Regions from separate parts of the Homo sapiens genome. Here region 1 is linked to region 2. The links are chromatin contacts, found by Hi-C or POLR2A ChIA-PET in ENCODE. All regions are on one chromosome and are shown on one strand. Each heading gives the region's core, a stretch centred on a gene start or an enhancer-like site at or near the end of the contact. The rest is flanking DNA. Distances are from core to core; before and after follow the strand shown.

What was found. Hi-C counts contacts between places; a loop is a spot of excess contacts on that map. ChIA-PET counts read pairs that join two places held with the same protein, here RNA polymerase II (POLR2A). Pooled maps may share reads with other maps.
Region 1: a loop to region 2 is called in a map of naive thymus-derived CD4-positive, alpha-beta T cell, with 10 times the contacts of the local background. The contact joins the promoter of ATXN1 here to the promoter of MCUR1 in region 2. A Hi-C loop is called at or near these places in 1 of 168 maps with a recorded cell type or tissue (naive thymus-derived CD4-positive, alpha-beta T cell) and 8 of 50 pooled maps. POLR2A ChIA-PET finds 5 or more read pairs at or near these places in 1 of 52 experiments (WTC11).

What each region holds. Positions count from the first base shown.
Region 1 is chr6:16,759,142-16,762,709 of GRCh38, forward strand. It overlaps ATXN1 (ataxin 1), which reads right to left and starts at 2,319. Exons shown (of 8, transcript NM_001128164.2): 1 at 2,157-2,319. ATXN1-AS1 (ATXN1 antisense RNA 1) reads left to right here and starts at 1,997. Exons shown (of 3, transcript NR_136240.1): 1 at 1,997-2,025; 2 at 2,978-3,138; 3 at 3,211-3,568. RefSeq lists silencers at 727-1,086, 1,097-1,576, 1,647-1,776, 2,253-2,412, 2,420-2,635 and 1 more and an enhancer at 2,773-3,568.
Region 2 is chr6:13,812,354-13,816,085 of GRCh38, forward strand. It overlaps MCUR1 (mitochondrial calcium uniporter regulator 1), which reads right to left and starts at 2,204. Exons shown (of 9, transcript NM_001031713.4): 1 at 1,662-2,204. The coding sequence starts at 2,076. It overlaps LOC107986571 (a long non-coding RNA gene), which reads left to right and starts at 1,457. Exons shown (of 2, transcript XR_001743986.3): 1 at 1,457-1,736. RefSeq lists silencers at 1,392-2,061, 2,142-2,411 and an enhancer at 2,572-2,671.

The DNA.
Region 1 (3,568 bases), core at 1,069-3,568, 2.9 Mb after region 2:
AAGTAACTACCCACTGCTGTGTGCAATATATAACAATGATGTTTAAATATTAAAAACAGCCTGCATTATAAAACACAAATGTCATTGAGATGTGACTACTAGATTGCCAAAGGAGAACTTATTTGCATACACACATTCCCGTGCATGCACGACAGGATGTGCAGGGAGAAAGCCACTGTAAGGCATTAGTTTTTATTCTGTGGGTGTAATAGGGTCTTCTAATTTTGCTAATTGTATCCTGTGGATCTCGCAGGGAAGCTAAGAATCTCTTCGGGGACAGAACCAGTTTGGAGGAGTCCCTACTGCACAGCATACGGTAAACAAAATAAAAATAGCTTGCCTTTCTTGTTAGCCACATCGCGCATTATATAACCAGCTTCTTCCGACTGTTTTTTTTTTTTTTTTTTTTTTTTTTTTGCCCTTACTACTCTTCAGCAATTTCCCTCTTCTCAAATATTTATATTACCCTTTTATCTGTAGGATTATATACCAAGAAAGCAAAACAAAACAGAGCAGCCACGGGCTCGAACCGAATCCCCGCCGTCCTTAGAAACGGATTTTTTTTTGTTTTGTTTTGTTTTCTGGCAGAGTCTCGATCACCACCCTACTTCCACCCCCACTAAGGTTCTTGCTCAATCTCCCTAGAAAACCTGAATTGTTTCATCCCTTTCAGTCAGCCCCCTACGTGGTCTGAAACAAAATGAAAGCACAAGCCACGGAGTTTAAGAAGGCAGCCTGAAGGCGGGGGGCTGAAGAGGGGTCGGGGCGCTGCAGAGTCAGCCAAGTAGCCAAGGAAGGGCCCCCTCCGCGTCGCGACGGCCCTCGCCCCCCGCCCGGCGCGCGCGCGCACAAATACACACACACAGTCACTCACACACTCACTCACACTCACGCCGCGCTCCGACACCGCCTCACCTCTCGCTCCGCCCGTCCGGCCCCCTTCCCTGCCCCCTGCGGGACCGGCCTGCGCGCAGCACTGGAACCACGTAGGAGGAGGCGGCGGCGCCCCCGGGAGTGGCAGAGTCTCCGGCCCGGCCCAGAGTGAACGAGCAGTGGGGCTCCAGGGCGCATCCCAATCCCCGCAGCGCCTCCTCCGCGGCGGCCGCCGCCTCCTCCTCCTTCCCCTCCTCCTGGCTTCATTCACCCTCCCAGCAGCCGCGCAGCCGTTCACTCCCGGCTCAGGGCAGCGCCTGCCGCGGCTCCTCGTCTCCTGCCGCGGGTGCTGGCGGGGGCGCCGGCCCGGACTGGGGCGCTCGCGGGCTCCCGGCTCCGGGCGGCGGCTGCCGCTGCACATGATCAGGAAGCGGCCGCACCAACAGGGCGGCGGTGGCGGCGGCGGCCAGGGCCGTCACCGCCACTCCAGCCGCGCTCCAGGCACCCGCACACCCGCTACCCCCGCGCGGTCCCCGAGGCCACCCCTCTGCGCCCCCCGCCCGGCACCCGGCCGCGCGCAAAGTCCCGTCCCGGCTGCAGGAGCAGTCCCTTCCCCGCCCGCAGCCGCACACCCGGCGAGGCCGGCCCTCCGAGGGGAGACCCCCGCCCCAGGGCGCCGAGGCCGGGCGACCACCCGCGGAGAAGTCCAGCCCTCCGTGAGACCCCCTCTCTCTCACCGCCCTCTCCGGGGAGGAGGAATGGGAAGAGGGCGGCCGGGAAAGGGACCACCCCCCAACCCCAGCCGCCGCCTCCCCCCTGCGCCACCCGGAGGGAGGAGGACATGGCTCTCCGCACTTGCGACCGGACCAGCAGCCGGGGGAGCGGGGCGCCGCCGCCGCTCTCCCCGCCCGCGCCCCCCGCCCGGGCGCGCCCCCTAGCCCGGCGGGCGCCCACCCAGCCCCTGACAGCCCCCCCGCCGGCCGCCCCTGCGCCCAGAGTGGGGGTGTCGGCCCGGGAGCCTGGAGCCGGGGACGGTTGTATGTACACACATACACACACACACACACACACACGCACACACACAGAACACGACGCGTCGATTTCCTTCGCTCCTCTTCCAGCTGTTTTCCGTGCAGCCGATTGGGGTTTTGGGTTTGTTTGCTGGTTGTTGCTTTTGCCCCTCTCGGGAGATCGGGGGAGGAGGGATTTTAATCTAAATAAGGGGAGAAGGGAATGGGGGAGGGGGGAAAGAATCGGAGGAGGAAAAAAAAATAGTCACTTACTGTAAAGTGTAAATGGATCTGGGGTTGCGTGGGGAAGGGGGGGCAGAGGGAGAGAAACAATGTCTTGCGGCTGCTGTTGCTCTGGCTGCTGCTCCACGGGGCTTGTTTTGGATCCCCCTGCAGTGAAACAGGTCCTGTACGGCTCCGCCACTGTAGTAGAAATGATGTCTGCGGTATACTCTGCTCTCTCCTCCTCCTCCTCCTCCTCCTCCTCCCCCTCCTCCCGCTCCCCTCCCCTCCCTCCTCCCTCCGCCCGCCCGCCCTCCCTCCCTCCCTCGCGCTCTCTCGCGCTCGCTCGCTCGCTCGCTCCAGTATGTAAATGTGTAATAGAAGCCAAATATGGAGCAGTTGGCTGCCGCCGCCGCAGCTCAAGGATCCGACTTCATGGGGGTGGGGGGCACCCTCTGGCGGGCGGCCCGGCGAGCCGCACAGAGCACGGCGAGCGCACCGCGCGGCGGCCGGCCCGCGCCCTTAACCCTTCGCTGCGCGCCGCCCGGGGAGGCGGGCACCTTTCCCAAAGAGTGGCTCGGGATGGGGTGCGGGGGAGGGGAGACGCGGACCGGAGGGCAAGGTTCCTTCCAGGTTTGGGAAGGGGGCGGGGAGCTGGGCGATGAGGTAATTTGAGCGGTGACGGGTCGGTCCTCGCGCGCCTCCCTGGGTCCCTGCACCTAGTTGGAGGGGACTGAACGACAACGGGGCGCTACTCAGGCAACCTGGGGGACTCCCCCAAGGGCTGTCAGGCTTCAGCTGGGAGCCGATGCAACACCCCAGCGGGGAGGGGAGGTCGGCCCATTCTAATCCCGACGTGTCCTTGGTCCCAGGCGCTCGGAGCAGCATCTGAGAGGGCTCACTCTGATCATCAGCTGCACGTTAAGCCACAAACCGGCGTCGCTTCGGCGTTCCGGAACCCAGGCCTGGGGGCCGCGGGGATTGCCTCTGCGTGCAACTCCGGAAAGTTTCAAGGGGTCCCCCGACTGCACAGGTACCCTCACCTTTCCTGCCGGCGAACGCTGGCGACCGCCCGACCCTGCCCTCTTTCTCTCTTCGCACGCAGGTCCGGAAATCGGCTTTGATATGGAACTACTCCGCTCTAGCCTGGAAAGGAGACCCGCGCACTCCTCTCGCAGCTAATTTCGGATCATTAATTTAATCGGAAATGAGGTAACCAGTGTAGGAGACAGAGAAAGCAACCGGAGCATCAAATGGCAGTTCTCGAGAATCGACGAGGAACTTAAATCTGGACTCAGGGTTTCAGTGCGGTCTCCGACTCCCACCACCCCGCCCCTCCGCCTGTCTCGCCGCCAGGTGTGACCTCCACGCGAAGGAATCTTCTTCGGATGGGTGCACCTTGCCAACAGGTGTGGCACCTGGAGGACTAGGAGGCGCCTCCAGACTAAGGGCGCTCAGTGCGG
Region 2 (3,732 bases), core at 954-3,453:
GTTTTTATGCATCCATACTCATTTTTTATGATGACTGAAGAATGAGATAGCTGACACTAAAACAACAGTACCACCTTACCGATTGGTCAGCAAATCCGTGAGAAAGAACACTCTCTTTTTGCCCTATACTCTTGCATTGAGAGAAAAACAAATTGGAAATTACTAGCTTGTCAGAAAAAGCGCAACAAAAGGCAAAATACAGAATAAAGACCAAACTCATCTCCGACTCCTAATTACTGAAGGACAGTGACACCGAGTTCACTACTCATTCCCCACTCTCTGTATATAAAGTTTCCTTCACTTTATTGCTCTACTAATCAGTTTTTACCCCAGCCAATGATATTCTTAAATTATAGATATGGTCAACATTTAGTGGGCCTATCTGTTGAAGAAAATATGAAAAATGTGTAGTTAGTGATGGCTACTAATGAATATGTATAGACTGCCCAAAGTGATAATTTTGCCAAGTCTGTTGATTATCAGAAATGATTTTTTTCTTTAATCAACAATATGCTATCTAATAAATTGATTCTATTTACTTTCCTCATCTCCAGGGCAGTGATCTCTCTCACCTCCTTTAAATAGTCATGAGCCCCACAACTACCTTTCAGCCCAGGACAGAGGGGCACACACGACAGTGGTCTATGAGACTATAATACATATTTTTACTCTACCTTTTCTACATTTAGATGCGCAAATACCATTGTGTTCAGATTGCCTCTAGTATTCAGTACGGTAACATGCTGTTCAGGTTTGTAGCCTAGGAGCACTAGCCTCTACCTGATAGTCTAGGTGTGTAGTAGGCTGTAGCATCCAGGTTTGTGTAAGCACACTCTACAATATTCACACAAGGAAGAAGTCGCCTAATGACTCATTTCTCAGTAGGCGACTGTCCTGAAGAGATGCATGACTCTAATTAAATGCTACCTTCTCAATGAAATCGATTCTGATCACCCTATTTAAATTCACAACTGGAGACCCATTCCACTTCCCAAGCCTTATCCTATTTTTCTATACCAGGCATCGAATTACGAATATATAAAAATTATTTGTATATATAAATTATATATACATCAATTATGCATACGTATATCCACACACACATATTTACTGCGTCTGCTCTGCTAGAATTAAGCTCCAGAGGGAAGATTTTGTGGACTGATATATCTCACACATCTAGAAAAGCGCCAGGGACAGGGCAGACGCTAGGACTCCACGAATTAATGATTCCATCAGAATTTGAAATCAAACTGTAAAGCAATCCCTTCATTTCCCAGAGCTTTGCTGCTCAAACATACACACCCCTTCCCCTTGAACGCCCAACAGGCTGGGCGCTGCCAAACAGAACTCCTGGAAGGCGGCGCCCAAAAGCAGACCCTAGGAGTGGGCGGGCACCAACTCCCCGCCCCAGCACGCACCTCCCTCCAACTTTAGCGCCCGGGATTCCCAGGAATTCGTCTCTTCTGGGCTAAGCCCCGCCACCGCGGCCGAGCAGGGCGGGCCCGGACCTTCGACCCACGCTCCGGGCAGATGCCGGTGGCCTTGGAGGACCCGCCCTCCGGCCTGCCGGGCCTTTCCTCGGGGAGGCTGTAGCTGAGATCCCCGCCCCGCCGTCCAACCCCGCGAGACGAGCCCCCTCTCCTCTCCCGCCCGGGCCTCACCTCTCCTGCAGGAAACGAGTGCAGGCGCCGGGCCGTGGTACTGGGGAAGGGCGCCGGCGGCAGCGGCGACGCCCGGTGAGCACCTCCACGCGCTGCTGCGCCCGGCCGGGGGTGCGGCATACCCGAGGCGCGAGCGCTCCCAGTCCCCGAGCTGCCGGCGCGGGGCTGCGGCGGCCAAGCGCGGGGAGGGCACTAGCAGGAGGAGGAGCAGCGGTGAGGCACGTGACACGCCGCCGCGGGCCGCCGGGGCGCGAGGGCGCAGCGCCCCCAGACCGTCGGAGAGCGCAGAGAGGCAGCGGCGTGCTGAGGTTTCGCTGCCGCCCGGTCTTCCGCTGAGGCCCACGGGCAAGAAGAGAAGCCGCTGGCGGCCGGGCAGGCGCTGGGTCCTCTGGCCGCCGACCGAGCCGCAGTCCATCCCCGAGCAGTTCACTGGCCCGGGCGCGCGCTCATGCCTCTCGCTTTTGGCGCCGGCCACGCGCGGTCCAGGCCCAGAGTCCGACAGCGGGAGCGAGCGTGGGCCACAGCGCAGGACCGCCCTTTCCTGCCGGGCGCGCGGGCGGGGCTCGGGACGCGCGCCGGGGGTGGGGTGGGGCGGGGCGGCAGGAGCCCGCCGTGGCGCTCCGAGATGCGGGGACCGTGCGAGCCCCCACCCCATTCGCTAGGCGACGGCGGCGACCGGGAGGAGCCTGCGGGCACTCCGGAACTGGAAGGAGCTTGTTGCTGTCACGATTTGCATTTTCACTGCACTGCTGTCCTTAAAAAGGAATTACCCCGGTGCCCTTCAGAGTCCTGTGAAAAGTCTCAGACCGACAGGCTGCCCTAGATTTCACTGATTATCCTAAGTCCCCAAACATGTGGTTCTGGGGAGCATTTTAAGGAATTATTAGCAGGGCCCAGGGAAAGGCCCTCACATAATACATTCAAAACTAAATTTTCAGAGTTTTTGTTTCCAGATTAGAGCACCAAAAACATGGGAAGGTAGCAATCTGGGAACTTAAAACGTGGGGCATGAATGTTAAAATGAGACCTGTCGGGTATATTTGAAACTGGTAATGTTTAGTTTCGTGGACTTTTTGAAGGCCTGTTACACCATTCACAGATAACTGGTCCCTTATGTGAATTTGGAAGATGTTAGTTGAATAAATAAATGAAATGCATAAGGCACCAAGCTAGGAGATTTTATTAAAAATAAAAAACCGCAAAACAAATTGTTCTTATCCTCCAGAAGCTGTTTTCCTATACAGCCATATGTGTACACATACGTGATGGAAGAATGTGTTATGAGCCATGAGAGATGTACAAAGTGCTGGGAAGAGAGGAGCGTGCATATGGATGTGCAAGATAAGTGTCTATCAAAATTTGAAGAACTGAAAAACAGGATTCAAGTCATAGGTTGGTGCAAAAGTAGTTGCGGCTTTTGCCATTGCAAGTAATGGCAAAAACCGCAATTACTTTTGCACCAACCTAAGACACTTTTGTAAAAGGAGTATACATTTATAAAATTGGTAGAAAAAGCAGTTTAGCAATGAGTATCAACAAAAATTTGTAAACTTTTCTCAAGTCACCTAACTAAAAATGGGGATAATGGGAATAATCCAAAATATTAAATATCTACTAGGTTTGACTATACAAACTTGTCATTTTTATGGGTCAAAATGCTTAATATTGGTAATTTCACATATGCACAAAAGATAGTCATTGTATCATAATTTGTGATTGTGAAAAAATGGGAAAATAGTGCACAACATTAGAGGAACGATTAAACTGTGGCACAAACTTTAATGTTAGTCCTTTGTAATTTTTAAAAATTGAGGTATAATTTGCATACAGTAAATTCCACAGACTTAGGTGACATTTAGCAGTTGATAAATGTCATTTAGCAACTTGATGACATTTAGCAGTTGTATATACCACCCAGTCAAGATCTAGAACATTTTCATTGCTCCAGAAAGTTATTTTGTGCCAGTTTTCCAGACAATCCACCACCACCCCAAGGCAACTATTTTCTCTTTTTTTTTTTGAGACGGAGTCTTGCTCTGTCACCCAGGCTGGAGTGCAGTGGTGCAGTCTC